Regions from separate parts of the Homo sapiens genome. Here region 1 is linked to region 2. A link is an interaction called in ENCODE POLR2A ChIA-PET data of the cell type or tissue named here. Cell type or tissue: PC-9. All regions are shown on one strand.

The links. ChIA-PET counts read pairs that join two places held together with the same protein. Peaks named below come from ENCODE experiments on the same cell type or tissue, not always from the same donor. Only the 100,000 strongest peaks of a DNase experiment are listed, where the experiment ranks them.
Region 1: POLR2A ChIA-PET joins it to region 2 with 26 read pairs; 3 of 35 experiments call an interaction of 5 or more read pairs at or near these places.

The regions. Positions count from the first base shown.
Region 1 is chr1:21,630,021-21,638,020 of GRCh38, reverse strand. All of the region lies in intron 2 of RAP1GAP (RAP1 GTPase activating protein), which reads left to right. Among named protein-coding and RNA genes, the nearest start is that of RAP1GAP, 35 kb to the left of the region's middle. RefSeq lists enhancers at 2,679-3,427, 3,428-4,176, 5,281-6,249. In PC-9, no CTCF peak of the experiment used is centred here; DNase peaks (open chromatin) are centred at 3,250 and 3,760; H3K27ac peaks cover 5,898 bases.
Region 2 is chr1:21,321,007-21,329,006 of GRCh38, reverse strand. It overlaps a transcript of ECE1 not described here. Among named protein-coding and RNA genes, the nearest start is that of ECE1-AS1, 32 kb to the right of the region's middle. RefSeq lists enhancers at 809-1,367, 4,730-5,290, 6,204-7,023. In PC-9, no CTCF peak of the experiment used is centred here; a DNase peak (open chromatin) is centred at 4,266; H3K4me3 peaks cover 548 bases; H3K27ac peaks cover 6,239 bases.

The DNA of each region.
Region 1 (8,000 bases), 310 kb before region 2:
CACCACCATACCCGGCTAATTTTTGTGGTTTTTTTTTTTTTTTTTTTTGGTAGAGATGGGGTTTTGCTATGTTGCCCAGGATGGTCTTGAACTCCTGGCTCCAAGAGATCCGCCTGCCTTGGCCTCCCAAAGTGCTAGGATTACAGGCGTGAACCACCACTCCCGGCCAGCCATGTAAACTTTGACATGTAATTTTAAATTTTTACAAATGAGATTTTTGTTGTGTGCAGCCCGCTTTATTCACTTAACAATATGCCTCAAACCCCCTTTTCCATCAAGACTAAAGACCTTCTTTGTCATTGCTGTATAGTATTCCATGGTTTGATATATTTAACTAATCTCCTTGTAATGGACATTGAAGTGGCGTCCAGATGTTTGCGGTTGCAAACCCTGCTTCATGACTTTTTTGTTCATATATCTTTATGCATTGGTGTTATATTTCTGGAGAATAAATGCCTAGAAATGGGGTTGCTGGACCAAAGAATATGCACATTTTAACATCCATTGCCTCTGCCCTCAGTTACAGGGATCCTAGAGTCATCAAGAGGCAAAGAATTCCAGATGTGGGGCTGGATGCAGTGGCTCACTCCTGTAATCCCAGCACTTTGGGAGGCTGAGGCAGGTGGATCACTTGGATCCAGGAGTTCAGACCAGCTTGGGCAACATGGTGAAACCCTGTCTCTACAAAAAAAAAAAATTAGCCGGATGTGGTGGCATGCACCTGTGGTCCCAGCTACTTGGGAGGCTGAGGTGGGAGGCTTGCTGGAGCCCAGGAGGCAGAAGTTGGAATGAGCTGAGATCTCACCACTGCACTCCACCCTGGGCGACAAAGTGAGACCCTGCCCCCAACCACCACCAAAAAAAAAAAAAAAAAAGAAAAAAAAGAATTTCAAATGTGGGAGGCACCTTGAGGTCCTCCAGTCAAACCCCCCACCGCTCCTCCCGTTCCCACACCTTCAGATCTCCCTGGCTGCACCTCTGAGAAGCTCACTCTGCCTTTGCTTGATGCAGAGCTCGGTACCTTACATGGCAGGTTGCTCAGGTTGCTTTCCCTTCCTCCCTCCCTCCCTCCCTTCCTCCCTCCCTCCCTCCCTCCCTCCCTCCCTTCCTTCCTTCCCTCCTTCCTTCCTTCTTTCCTTCCTTCCTTTTCCCTCCTCCTCCTCCTCCTCCTTCTTCTTCTTCTTCCTTTCTCTCTCTTTCTTTCTTTCTATTTGAGATGGAATTTTGCTCTTGTTGCCCAGGCTGGAGTGCAATGGCATGATCTCGGCTCACTGCAACCTCCATCTCCCGGGTTCAAGTGATTCTCCTGCCTCAGCCTCCCGGGTAGCTGGGATTACAGGCGTGCGCTACCACACCCGGCTAATTTTTGTATTTTTAGTAGAGATGGGGTTTCTCCACGTTGGTCAGGCTGGTCTCAAACTCCCGACCTCAGGTGATCCGCCTGCCTCAGCCTCCCAGAGTGCTGGGATTATAGGCATGAGCCACCATGCCCTGCCTAGGTTGCTTTACTCTTGGGCAGCTGTGTTTGTCCCATCGTTTCTACCTTCTCACAACTTCCACCTAGGAGTCTTGTCTCAGTCCTCAGGCACCTACAGAGGAAGGAAGAAAGGAAGGAAGAGAAGGGAAGGCCAAGAAATGCTCATGGTGAATGTTAAGCACTTTACACCAATGAACTCATTTAACCCTCAGAGGTCAGCACTGCTATCCCCATTTTATAGATGAGGAAGCTGAGGTTCATAGTGGTTAAGTAACTTGTCCAAGGTCACACAGCTGTTATGTGGCAGAGTTAGGATTCGCACTCAAGGATCTGGCTCCAGAGCCCACACTGACGCTACACTGCCTCTCTAGGCAGGAGCCTGTAATTTATTGAGCACCTACTGTGTCCTCAGCTCTAGGCTAGTCAGGTTGTCCATATAATACCTAATTTATTCCACACAACAACCCTGCAAAGTTGGTGTTACTCTCCCATTTTGTAGCTGAGGAAACTGAGGCTCAGAGAAGAGAAGCGACTTAGAAGAGTCTAAGGTCCTCTCCACTGGGAAAGCCCTCCTTCAGGGTTCTGCTTCCAACCAATCCTTGGTGAACTCAGTTTCCAGTTTCTCATCCTCCCATTCGTCCTCTGTAGGATGAGAGAGCCGGCCTGAGACCCAATTTTTAGTAGAGAAACTGAGGCTTGGAGAGGTTATGGTGACTTAATCCTGCACACACTGTGATCTGGGGGCAGAGCTAGGGCTTCCCCATGTCACCTTTGGTTAGGAGATGGTGACCTTGTCTATCCCCGTGGGGGTTTCGCCTTGGCCTGGGTGGTCACCCCGCCTGGGGAGTTGTGAGGGGCAGGGACTTCTGCTCACCAGACTGGCCTGGAGCCTATGAGGCAGCAACCCCAGCCCCAGCTAGGGCTGGTGCAGAGCGGGAGGAAAGGATTAAGCAAGGCCTCAGTGCTGGGGGACTCACTGTCTAGGCAGTGAAGCCAGAGGCTCCTCAGGAACAGTCCAGGCAGGTATCTTTGGGGCTCTGCTTTGGGACTGGGGAGGCCTGGTTCACCCCACTCTGATCCCAGCACCCAGCACCATTGTCCACTCCAGAGCAGACCTCAGGACATGTGTTCTGAATGAATGACTGAGCAGAGGAATGAAGGGCAGATGGGGGAGTGGGTAGATGACCGAGTGGGTGAGTGAGCGAAGGAATGCCTGGAGCTCAGAGAAGGGAGACCCCCTGGGCTGCGGAGGCTGGGGAGGGACAATGAGGTCAATGTAGGGAGTGAGGAGAGACAGAAAGCATAGGCGGCTGTAATACCATGTATGGGCTGACGGGTGCTGGGAAGGTCACCCTGGCCCAGACTTGCCCATCAGTGGGAGCTGTGTCCTGCGTGGACGTGGGCAGGGGGCAGAGCAGCTGGGGCTGAGCTTCGGGGTGGAAGCTTGGAAGTCACCATCTCCATCCAGGCTCCAGTTTTCTTCCAGGCAGAATGGAGATTAGCATTACTGCTCTGTGTTCCTCAGGAGGCTGTTGAGAGGGTTGATGGCAAAGGCAGTTTGTAAACTGGAAAGTGCCAGGCTAGGGAAGCAGATGATGTTGTTGCCCGGCAGGAAGAGGCCCTGCGGCCGGGTCATCTCAGAGTCACTCCTCCTCCTTACCCCAGTGCAGGGGAGGAGTCAGTCCACACTGAAGTCCTCGGTGGGGTGGGAAGGGTCAGGTTTTGGCCACAGTGGGGCTCAGGCCACCTGAGCAAGGGAGACAGATGCTGGATAGACAGCAGGTAAATGGGTGGCCTGGTTCCCAGATGCTGTGCCCTGGGCAGGGACCGGTCCCGTGACCACCTCTCTAGGCTGCCAACCTGTTATTTGTTCAGGAGGCCTCTGCCTGGCCCAGCTCCGGGATCCGGGTGTCTCGGCATGCAGCCAGCATGGGGCGAGGGTGGCGGCCCCATGTGCCACCTTCCTGCCCATCCCTCTGCCCAGCTTGGGGCCTGAGTCTCCCACCCACACCCCCAGGGGGACCCTGCCAGCTCTGTCACTTGGTAGCTGTTGAGGCCCTTGGCCCATCATAAACCTCACTAAGCCTCTGCCTCCTTATCTCTGAAATGGGTGAAGATAGCATCCTGAGGTCAGGGTTGTTGTCATAAGGATTGAATGACATCACAGTGCCCGCATGGCAAATAGTCCCCCTGCCGCTCCTCTACCCCATCGCCACGCTCCCTCTAGAGTCCTAGGAGAGGTCAACGGTGCCCAGGGAAAGGGGACACAGGAGCCTCCCGTGCCTGTGCCTGTCTGCTTAGGCTCCCAGTGGGCTGGGGAAGAGGGGGCCAGCCTCTCCAGACCTAGCTTTGGAAACCTGCTCAACTGGCTGCCCCGGCCACCTTCCCTGGCACTTTGGCAGGGACAGGGGCAAGCCAAGGGGAGGGCAGTGCCGGCTGGTTGAGCTCAGAAAACAATGGGCTTCTGTGGCCCCCCCCCCCCCCCGGGAGGGGGCAGTTCTGGGGCAGCCACTTGGTTCTGGTTTCAGGAGATTCGAGTCCCCTCAGACCCGATGCCCAGGGCTAGGAGACCCGGCTCTGGCAGCCCCCCAGCCCTCATCCAAAGGAGCCTCTCTCAGGGTTGCCCTCCACAGCCCTCTTCTCACTGGGAGGTCTGTGCCCTTGTCCTCATCCTCCACCCCACATGGGTGGTAGAACTTGGTAGAACCAGGTTGATCTCCTGGAAACCAGGAAGACCCCAGGGAACTGGACCCAGGCCTTCCCCTCCTGACTTCTGATGACCAGTGCTGGACTGGCCGGAACCCCTCAGGCCCCTGTTCCAGGCTGCTGCCCCCAAAAAATTCTTCTCTGCCCTGTATTCATTGGCTCCCTGAACCCCTCCCCCGCCCTTCCAGACCACTCCCTCTTTCCGTGTCCGGTCTCCCAGCCTGTGTGCAGTGGGTGGCTGTCCTCAGGGTGGGCTCCTCCTGCTCTTGCTCCAGGCACTGTCACCTGTCCAGATCCCCATTCCCCTGCTCCCGGTCCCAGCCTTCTTGCCTTGATGGTCCTGTACCACCTGCCCTGGCCACCAGAGTTTCACCTGGTTGAGTTGAATTTCAAAGCATCAATGGTTCACTAGGCAGAAAAGCAGGAGAAGGCACCCCCAGCAGAGGGGGGGTGCCTGTGAACAGTGTGGCTGGTTAGGAAAGCTGCCTGCAGCCTGGGGAGGTTAGGACAGAGCCAGGACAGGCGGCTGGGGCAGGACAGGAAAGGGGAGGTATGAGGTTGAGGCTGGAGGGAGTCAGCAGGGGCTGGACCCACTGGGAGACCACCATCCAGGGCAGCTATCTCCGGGGGGCCAAAGGGCCAAGCCCACCACCCAGGACAGCCCCACCACACTTCTGGTGCCCTGAAAAGGTTGGGCTCTCCAGGAGAGTGGCCAGTAATAATAATTACAAGCACTTTATAGCAACTCTATGAGGTGGGTACATTATCTCTCATTTTGCAGATGAGAGAAAAAGACAGGACCCTCTCACCACCCCTCCAGCTGGTTAACAGTTGAGAATCACCCTAGGAAGGCATCTGGCCACCTGTGCTTGGTCTCCCCCTCTGCCCAACCATTCCTGAGTCTGACCCTGATGTTTTGTTGGTCTGTTTCCATTGTATAGATGGGGTCTTGCTCTGTCGCCAGGGCTGGAATGCAGTGGTACCATCATGGCTCACTGTAGCCTGGAACTTCTGGCTCAAGTGATCCTCCCACCTCAGCCTCCTGAGTGCCTGAGACTATAGGTGTGAGCCACTGCAGTGGGCTGGGTTTTTAATTTTTTTGTAAAGATGAGGGCTCACTTTGCTGCCCAGGCTGGTCTCGAACCCCTGGCTTCAAGTGTTCCTCCCACCTCAGCCTACCAAAGTGCTGGGATTACAGACATGAACCACTGAGCCTGGGCTGACCCTGCTGTTTTGCAGAGTATGGAACTCTCTTGAGATCTTCCCACCCTGGACTGGTGGAAGGCCTGTGTTCTTATCCCTGATCTGCTGCTCACGGCCTTATTGGCTGACTTTGAGGTCGTGTTTTCACCTCTCCAAGCCTCAGTTTGCCCTGCTGGCAATTGGGGATCCTAGTGACTGCCTTATCTCCATTCCAGTTCCGGTGAGAGTCCCAGGAGTGAGCAGATAAAGAAGGCTTTTGAAAAGTACAAAGAACTGCACTCACGATGGTGCGATTATTATTGTTACCTCGATGCAGAGATAAGGGAGGGGGAGGAGGTGCAGTGACAGTTGCCAAGAAACCGGGGAGCTGTCAGCAGCGGCTTCCGGCCGGGCCCATCCCACTTAGGAGCTGGGCCCTTCCCCCACACCCTTGCTTCACCCTTTCCCTGGAAAAGATGGGTGCTCTCCCCGAGAGGGAGAGATAGCTGCCACACAGACACAGGGGCTGAAGGTGACCCCGGAATGTGCCTGGCCCAGACTCCAGGTTGGCTCCAGCTTTCCATGTGACCTTGGGCGGGTCACCTCCTCTCTGGCTGCTCCCATTTCATGTGTCAGAGGAGGCAGCGTGCAGGTGTCCAGGCCAGACAGAGCAGAGCCGGAGCTGGGCCTAGGGAAGGCGCTTGGCGGTGGCTGCAGGAGCCAGGGCCGTGATGGGAGGTCATGGGGCAGGAGGCCAGGTGACGGGACTGAGGGCCTGGGCTGAGGACAGTGGGATGCACGCTGTGGAAGGGACACTGGACTGGAGTCACATCTCAGCCCTGCCCTTTCCCATTGTGCGACCTGGGGCTTGTCACTGAACCTCTCTGAGCCTCAGTTTTCTCATCTGGAAAAAAGGTTTATATCTCATCTGGATTTCTTTTTTGTTTTTTGTTTTTGTTTTTGTTTTTTGAGACAGAGTTTTGCTCTTGTTGCCCAGGCTGGAGTGCAATGGCGCAATCTCGGCTCACTGCAACCTCCGCCTCCTGGGTTCAAGCGATTCTCCTGCCTCAGCCTCCCAAGTAGCTAGGATTACAGGCGCGTGGCACTACTCTCAGCTAATTTTTGTATTTTTAGCAGAGATGGGGTTTCGCCATGTAGGCCAGGTTGGTCACGAACTCCTGGCCTCAGGCGATCCACCCGCCTCAGCCTCCCAAAGTGCTGGGATTACAGGTGTGAGCCACCGTGCCCAGCCTCATCTGGATTTTTAATAAGTTGCTGTGGCTCTGGAATGAGACAATGCCAGTGTAAGCTCCAGGGTGCTGCACAGATGTGACCACGGTCATGGCAGGGGGAAGGAGGAGAGGGGAGAGCGCCCCATGTCCCGGCATGCTCTGGGCTCCCCGCAGCTGCTGCCGCCCAGGAGGAATGCAAAGCATTTTAAGCTGAGCCAGGCCAGGGGGTTGGATGGTTTTTGGAGACGTGGGGAAGGGATAGAGACCAGGGGGACATCCATGATGTGAACTGAATGGAGAAGACCAGGAGGAGACCAGGGTGGGATAGGAGAGAGAAGGGGAGGGACAGAGAGGTTCGGGTTCGTGAAGTGGGAGGAAACGACCACATTGTGGGTGGTCTGCAGAGGCCAGAGGAAGAAGGGGATTGGAGGGGTGCTGGGAAAGGTGGGGCAGAGATGGGCGAGCTGGTGAGGAAGGCTGAGCAGGAAAGGACGTGAAGCAGAGAAGGGCAGAGGGCTGGTGAGGAGGGAAGAGGCTTTCATTCATTGCTTCAAAAGTATTTATTGGGGCCAGGTGCAGTGGCTTATGCCTGTAATCCTAGTGCTTTGGGAGGCCAAGGTGGGAGGCTTATTTGAGGCCAGGAGTTCCAGACCAGCCTGGGCAACACAGCAAGACACCCATCTCAACAACAACAACAAAAAATTTATTTTTAATTAGCCGAGCACACACCTGTAGTCCCAGCTACTAGGAGGCCGAGGGGGAAGGATCACTTGAGCCCAGCAGTTCAAGGCTGCAGTGAGCCATGATCATGCCACTGCACTCCAGCTTGGGTGACAGAGCAAGACCCCATTTCTTAACAACAACAAAAGGTCAGGGGCAGTGGTTCATTCCTGTGATCGCAGCACTTTGGGAGGCTGAGGTGGGAGGATCTCTTGAGCCCGGAAGTTCCAGACCAGCCTGGGTAACATAGGGAGACCTCATCTCTACTAAAATTAGCTGGGCATGGTGGTGCCTGTAGTCCCAGCAACTTGGGAGGCTGAGGAGGGAGGATGGCTTGAGCCTAGGAGTTTAAGGCTGCAGTGAGCTTTGATCACGCCACTGCACACCAGCCTGGGCAGCAAGAGCAAGATCCTGTCTCAAAAAACAAAAAAAAAAAAGGGAAAAAGAAAAAAGTATTTATTGAGCAACTACTATTTACTAAGTGTCAGTGGTATAGTGTTAAGGGCACTGCAACCAGATGTTGGGGGAGGTCAAATCTTCAGACTTTCATTTACTGTGTGTGACCTTGGACAAGTTACTTAACCTCTCTGTGTCTTAGTTCCCTCCTTTGAAAAATGCAAATTAAATGAGTTAATACAATAAAGTAGAGCAGAGCCTGCACATAGTAAGCTCTGTATCAGCTG
Region 2 (8,000 bases):
GAGTCTAGAGAGAGATTCGCAGCAGTCATGATGAACAGCCAGCATGTCCATTCCACCTTTAGATCAATTGGATAAGGAAACTGAGGCTCAGAGAGGCGGTACCTTGCCCAAAGCTTGTGGTGGCAGAGCTGGGATTAGAAAGCAGACCCTCAGCAGCCGAGGCCTGTGTTCCTCCTAATACCCAACGTGGTTGCTTTTGCAGACTTCCACACAGAGATTCTTTTTTTTTTTTTTTTTTTTTTCGAGATGGAGGTTCGCTCTTGTTGCTCAGGCTGGAGTACAGTGGAGTGACCTCAACTCACTGCAACCTCCATCTCCCAGGTTCAAGCGATTCTTCTGCCTCAACCTCCTGAGTAGCTGGGATCACAGGCGCCCGCCACCATGCCTGGCTAATTTTTTGTATTCTTAGTAGAGACATGGTTTCACCATGTTGGCCAGGCTGGTCTGGAACTCCTGACCTCAGGTGATCCACCCACCTCGGCCTCCCAAAGTGCTGGGATTACAGGCGTGAGCCACTGCACCTGGCCTACACACAGATTCTTGGGGACATCTGCCAAATATCAGCATAGGTAAATGTGGGATGATCAGTGGTGGCAATATCTACCATTTACTGAGGACCCACTATGTGCCAGGCACAAGGTCTAGAATGGTTAGCAAGCAGGCATGGTCTTGGACAGTTGCACAGATCTCTAACTATAAGCAGGTTGCTATGGGAGTTTATGTCAGAGGAGCCATCCCTGGCAGAGAGCAGGAGCAGGGAAGACATCCCTGAGGAAGAAGGATTTGAGAAGAGATCTGAAAGATGTGTTAAGTGTTAACCAGGCAAATAAATGGAGAGAAAAAGAGTCTAGGCTGTGAGAACAGCATGTGCAAAGGTCCTGGGGTGAGTGACCTATAGCAGCAATCTCCAACCTTTTTGGTGCCAGGCTTCGTGGAAGACAATTTTTCCATGGACAGGGTGTGAAGAATGGTTTCCCTTATGAGAATCTAACTAAGCCCGATGATCTGAGGTACATGAAACTGTTCCACCTCAGTTCATGTTAGTTAGATTCATCACCTTAGTTAGATTCTCATAGATTCTCATAGGAATGCACAGCCTAGATCCCTCGCACGTGCAGTTCACAATAGGGTTCGCGCTCCTACGAGAATCTAATGCCACCGCTGATCTGACCGAAGGCAGAGCTCAGGCGGTAATGTCCACCCACAGCTCACCTCCTGCTGTGCGGCCCGGTTCCTAACAGGCCATGGACTGGTACTGGTCTGAGGCCCGGGGGGCTGGGGACCCCAGCTGTGTAGCTGGAGTAGAGAGGAAGGGTGAAGCTGAAGGGTGGTCAGGGCTGGGTCCCGCAGGGCCGTGCAGACCAGGTGAGGCTTTATTTTCCTCTATACCAAAAGACTCCATTTGTGCCCTCAAAGTAAGAAAAGGCAAAAATGTGTAACAAGCAGGGTGGAGGTCTCCCGGTTCTCGAAGGGGTGTCAGCAGGGAGCTAAGATGATCCAACTTGACTTGAGTGGGGAGGGCAAGAGTGGCATCAGAAAATGGTGGTGGCTTTGCCCAGGCCAGTGGTAGTGGTGAGGGAGAGGCAGACAGAGAAACTGAGTAGAGTGGGCAGGGCCTGGTGATTGATTGGAGTGGGGCAGGGGATCAGCCCGTCGCTTTGACAAATGAGAAAACAGAGCCCAGAAAGGTTGCATGAGCCACCGGAGTCACACAGTCCAAGCGTTAGAGCCAGACGCTAAGCTGGAGCCTCCCATCCCAGGGCCTTCCAGCCAAACATGGACTCCAGGCCCCAGATTCCTGGCAGCTGCTCTGGCAGAGTCCCTCTTCCCAGTCTCCTGGTGGCTTCGTCCCTCCCCATGCCCTGCTGCCTGCAGAGTCTGGCAGCTTCAAGGGAGTGGGGTGCTTTGAAGCATCTACAGGGAGGGCAGTGCTGTGACCTCCAAATTCTTTCCATGTGACCTATGCGACCCCAGCGAGACCAGGGCCCTCAGGACCCTGCCCTCCCCAGGCTTTGACGGAGTCCACAGAGGTGGGGTTTAGGGGCCAGAGCCACTGTGCAAACACAGCCCCTTGCTGGGGAGCGGGGGTGTTTCCAGGGACCCGAGCTGATGCCCTGTCATGAAGAGAAAGGAGACGCAGGGGCCAAAGGCTGGGGAGACCCTCTCTGTGCTCAGTGGGGTCTCCCCAGCAGCGGGGAGCTGCTTCCCCATCCAGGCTCCGTAACTGCAGGCTGCTGGCTGCTGTCTTAGGATTTCTGTTTTCTTCCCTGATGTCACCCCAGTTGGCACCTAAGACCTCTGAGATGCTGCTCAGTTAAATGGATTCTTAGCTCTGCAGGCCTCGCCCCACCTCCCTACGCTGCTCCAAACCATCCCCCTCCTGAAACCAGAAATATAACCCCCCTATTATGAACCTCATCTCCTCGAACCTGAGCCCCTATTTTCCTTAAGATTTGGATCTCTCTTTGGGGTTCAGGCCCCCCTTTTTTCTCACTAGGTTCTAGGACCTGCTTCCTGCTTAGGCACCTTCTTCTCCCTGGACCCCTTCTTCACCCTTAGACCCTGGACCTGGGTCTGATCCCTCTCTGGGGACTGGAGGCTCTGCTGTCTTAGAGACCAGCACCCCCGACACACACACCCCACGGTCTCCCAGGTTTCTCTAACCCCCAGGGGCTTCACCCTTCTCAGCTTGACACACAGTAGGCACTCAAGAGACAAGCTTGATCCTGCCACCCCTTCTCCCAGCCCTCCCCATTTGTGGCCCCTCCTGTACCTCCCCACCCTCCCCCGCATGGGTATTTTTGCTCAGGGAGCTCGTGCTGTGTGGCAGCTGAGTCTGGGAAGCAGCTATTGTTGGCTGAGAACGTGGGGCGGCAGAAGGATGGGGGCTGAGAGGAGGCAGGAAACATGCTCATAGGTCCAGGCCCAGCCCCCTGGTCCCCACACCCCACTGGGTCCAGGTGAGGCCATTTTAGGACAAGTCAAAGAAAGCCCCCTTCCCACAGCCGGGAGCTCCGTTGTGGAAATCACTGCGCTAGGGGAAGCTGGCAGCAAGTTTGGAAACAAGGTGGCTGGCGAAAGTGCCACCGGCAGCTTCGGAGAGCAGCCGGGGCACCCCTTGAGCCTCTGGGTGGCGTCGGGACAGTAGGCAGGACTCCCTGTGTGTTGATGCTCTGCTGCCGCCCCTTCTCGTTGCTTCTCGTACCTGTTTCATGTCTGCTCCGTGGAGCAGGAGGTGGGAACCACAATTTATTGAGCATTAACTTTGAGCTAAGCTGTGTGCTGAGCAATGAATGCATTGACTCAATTCATACCTCAGTCAGCTCCAAGGAAGTGGGTCCTATTGTGTCCCCATTTAATAGGTGAGGAGGCTGAGGCTTGGTGAGGTGAGGTGACTCGGCCAAGGCCACACAACTCCTGACTCTGTTTTTGCAGGCTTCTGTAGAGCATCTGACTTCAAGGCTGAGTGTGTTTTGCTTGTGGCTGAAAAAGACCAGGGACAGCGAGGAGGGAGGAGGCCAGCAAAAGAGGATGAGAAGCCTGCATGGGGAGCAGGGAGTGCCCTTTCTGGTGTGGGGACAGGCAGCTGGAAGCAAATTTCAATCTGGATGAGGAACTGGCACTGTTCTGTCCTCTGGCCCCTCTTGCCCCTTAATTGTGACGTTACTTCTCACCGCTGAAGGGGAACCGCTCGAGACGCTGGCTTGTCCTGGCACCTGCCTTGAGCAGAAGCTCAGAGAAAGATGCATGGAGGGAAAGAGTGGGGAGCAGAAACAAGCCATCAGGTACCAGGTTGGTGGTCCTGGAGCCAGTTTATGGTTCATCTAGTCACAAGGGCCCCGTCTCTGTGTTTAGTGTCAGCTAATGAAGAAATTGAATCCAGTACACAAAATTGGATTTTGCAGTTTTGCAACCAGTCTCAACCCCCCTCTATTGTGTAACGTGTTTCTTTAGAGAAGGAAACCCACAACAAAACATGTGTGCTTTCCTCCTGGCGACCTCTGATACCTCCATTGAAGACATGGCTTAACGAGAACTGTTTTTCTCCTTCTTTCGTGATTTGTGACTTTTCTTGCAGGCTCCAGGTGGCAGTGAGTCAGCCATAAAGCTCGTTCAGGAAAGTCCAGAGGAATTTTTCTTCTGCATCAGGTTCAACTTGAGCAGTGCTGGGTGACGCCCAGTGACACACTCGGTTGGGGAAGGAGAGGCTGGCACACTCCACTAGCTGCTTATCTCTGCCACCTCCGCCTCCATTTGTCCCTGGCTTCCTGGGGCCCAGAGCCATCTCTGCCAGAGCAGGGAGGCCGATTAAGTGACCCGCGGGCTCCTTCTGCCTGACTCAGCTCAGCTCCAGCCCTCTCTGGGGAGAATGAGTCATTTTTTCAACCCTGAAATGTTTCTCTTCATGTGGGAAAGGGGCGGGGGTGGGGAGAGCCCCTCCTGGTCCTCTCCAAACTTGTTCCTCAGCTCTGAGGGACACTTCAGCCACAGACAAAGGGATTCTAGGGCAGCTCTGGAGAGGGCAGTCAGACCTGAAGTCAGTAAACCACAGCTGTGGCAGCCGTTGGAGTCTCCCTGGACAGAAGCACACTGGGCTGAGTGGGTGGAGTGTCCCTGTCAGTCCCGCACTGATGGATGGTTTCTCCCTTGGGGATGGGCCTCTGCCCCCTGCTTCCTCTGCCCACCCAGTTAAGAAGCTATATGAGCCCGGGTGTGGTGGTGCACATCTGTAGTCCCAGCTACTTGGGAGGCTGAGGCAAGAGGATCGCTTGAGCCCAGGAGGTCAAGGCTGCATGAGCTATGGTCGAGGCTGCATGGGCTATGGTCAAGGCCGCACTCCAGCTTGGGCAACAGAGTGAGACCTTGTCTCTTTAAAAACAAAACAGGCCGGGTGAAGTGGCTCATGCCTGTAATCCCAGCACTTTGGGAGGCTGAGGCAGGTGGATCACTTGAGGTCAGGAGTTTGAGGTCAGCCAGACCAACATGGCAAAAACCCATCTCTACTAAAAATACAAAAAAATTAGCCGGGCATGGTGGTGCATACCTGTAATCCCAGCTACTCAAGGAGGCTGAGGCAGGAAAATAGCTTGAAACCCGGGTGGTGGAGGTTGCAGTGAGCCGAGATTGCACCATTGCACTCCAGCCTGGGCAATGGAGTGAAACTATGTCTCAAAAAAAAAAAAAAAAGAAAGAAAATTGCCCCCATCTCCCATTTTCTGTCTCCCTTCACTACCTCATTGCTCCCCTTAGCCCCTCCCACAGTCTAACATGCTGCATATTTGATTTGTCTTATTTATTCTGTCTCCTACTAGCATATAAGTTTCATGAAGGCAAGGCTTATTTTATTTTATTTTATTTTATTTTATTTTATTTTTAGTTTTTTGGGACGGGGTGCCACTCCGTTACCCAAGCTGGAGTGCAGTGGCACAATCACAGCTCTTTGCAGTCTCGAACTCCCAGGCTCAGGTGATCCTCCCATCTCAGCCTTCCAAAGTGCTGGGGTTACAGGCATGAACACTGCACTTGGCCCAAAGGCAAGGATTTTGTCTGTTTTGTTTCCTGCTATATCTGTCGAGAACAGTGCTAACACGTAGTAGGCACACGATTTTAAAGAGGGTAAGAGGAAAATGAATGAGTGAATGGATGTGAGCCCCTGGCAGAGTATCCGGCCTGCAGTCAGGGCTATTGTGTATTTTGATCCATAACCCTCCCCCCGCCGGTTCCAGCTGTGTTGTTCTGGGAGGCTAGGGCCTTTCTCCACCTACGCCCTCAAGGTCAGCTTATCCACTCTTGAGGTTTCATGCTTAATTTTTATATTTGAGCTTCTCATACCAGTGTGTGAGATTGCCCTGGGGATCAGAGTAGGGTACTTGCATCATAAAATAAAAAGGTACTATTTTGGAGCAGAATGCAGAATTGGCATGAATTTTTGAGATTCAAAAGGAAATGAGACTTAAGCTTTTTTCACAGCTTTTAGCTGTGTCCTCAGTCCTGCCAGGGCACAGGTTGACTCTCCTCTGCCATGTGGGTGCTTTGGGAAAGTGTAAGCAGCCTTGTTTTTGGAAATGACCCCAACCCCTGAGCCCTGGGACCTGCCCTCCCTCCAAAGCCCCAGTGAGGGGTTTTCACCAAACATGCACAAATTCCAGCAGAGGGCGGATCCATGTGCGTCCTCTTCCGGGGGCCATGCCCACTTCCCTTCCCGGCCTCCCCGTTTCTTTCTCTCAGCAGAGTGCTAGATCAGAACCTCTTGTCCTTCCTGACAAGAGGCCCTTGTCTGTCTGCCCCCTTTCCTGTGCCTCTCCTCTCCATCGCTGGGTTTTCTTGTCCTTTTCCCCAGCTAGGTGGTTAGATCAACTTCCAACCCCTCAGGGCCAAACAGTGCCACCACACTGGTGTCCCCATCCCCTATGCCAGCAGTGGCACTGCCATTTTGGTCACAGGCCTGGGGCCCTGGAGTGTGACACATGTGGGGGGCCTGGCACAGCCCCAACCTGTGCCTCAGCCTGCGCCTTGCACTGGCCAGGTGAGAAGGGCTGGTTGCTCTCCTGCCCCCAAAGAACCCACTGGTGTTTCCATGGCAACTGTGCAGCCAGGCTGCCTGGGCGTCTGCTGGGCTAAGGGCTACCAAGTCCTCCACAAGGTGCCCATGGTTGTGGGAATGGAAGCATTTGCTAGAGGTGGGTGGCACTGACCTGTCCCCAGCCGTTAGGGAGGGAGCTGCACTCCGGGCTCAGGTGGGGTGTGGGGTCTCCTGGTTTTATCCACACCCCCATCCCCACTCCATCTCACTGAGAAGCCGCCTTGCCACTTCTTTCTGAGCCCCTGTTTCTTCATCTGTAAAAGGGGCATATAATGCTGACTTCAGAAGTTGTTCCAGCTCCTGACATGAGCCAGGTGGGGCAGCAGTGAGGGAGCTTCAGGCAGAGGAGGAGGGAGACAAGACCAGACCAAAGGGTGGCCGGGGACGCAGCTCTGTTTCATTCGGACCTGGGAATCACACCAACTGGCCCCTTCCAAGCGGTCTTAGATCCTGAGGAAGCATTCTTCCCTCTCTCAGCCTCAGTTTCTCCTTCTCTAAAATGAAAATAGGGTGGGCACGGTGGCTCATGCCTGTAATCCCAGCACTTTGGGAGGCCAAGGTGGGTGGATCACTTGAGGTCAGGAGTTCGAGATCAGCCTGGCCAACATGGTAAAACCCTGTCTCTACTAAAAATACAAAAATTAGCCGGGTGTGGTGGCACGTGCCTCTAATTCCAGCTACTTCGGAGACTGAGGCAGGAGAATCGCTTGAACCCGGGAGGCAGAGGTTGCAGTGAGCCGAGATTGCGCCATTACACTCCAGCCTGGGCAACAGAGCGAGACTCCATCTCAATCAATCAATCAATCAATCAATCCTGTGTGACAGGACTGCAGAAAGAATGGAGAAAGATAATAAGTGCATGACAAGCCTGGTGCCTGGCCCAACACACCGTAGGTGCTCATTCCATATTGATTACTTGTGAAGGCACCCATGGGCCACTGCACTGGAAATTGTCTTTCCTGTGGTCAGGCCTAGGTCCCCAACAGACCCTCTTCCAGGACATGGCTGCTGGGGGCCCCAGGGCTGCTCCTCCCAGTGGAGAATTCCTCTTATGTTATTCACACAGAGATTTCCCCAGGAAGTCTGAGCCCCTCTTTGTGTATCTTCCCAGCTGTTATCTGGGCCTCCTGAAGGCCTGCCTGGCTTTCTGGTTTATGTTAGGGTTGTTTATATGGGGTCTTATCTCTCCCAGGAGCAGGGGCCAGCCTGGGGAGCAGCAAGATTGTGGGCTTTGAGTCAGAGCAACCTGGGTTTGAGTCCCCAGCTCCGCCACGCACTAGCTCTGGGACCCTTGGCAAGTGACACCACCTCTTGGAACCTCGGTTTCCTCCTCTGTAAAGTGGGGATGGTAGTACCTCCAGCACAGGGTGATCATGAAGATTATGTGGGAAAATATCTGCGCGGTGCCTGGCATGGG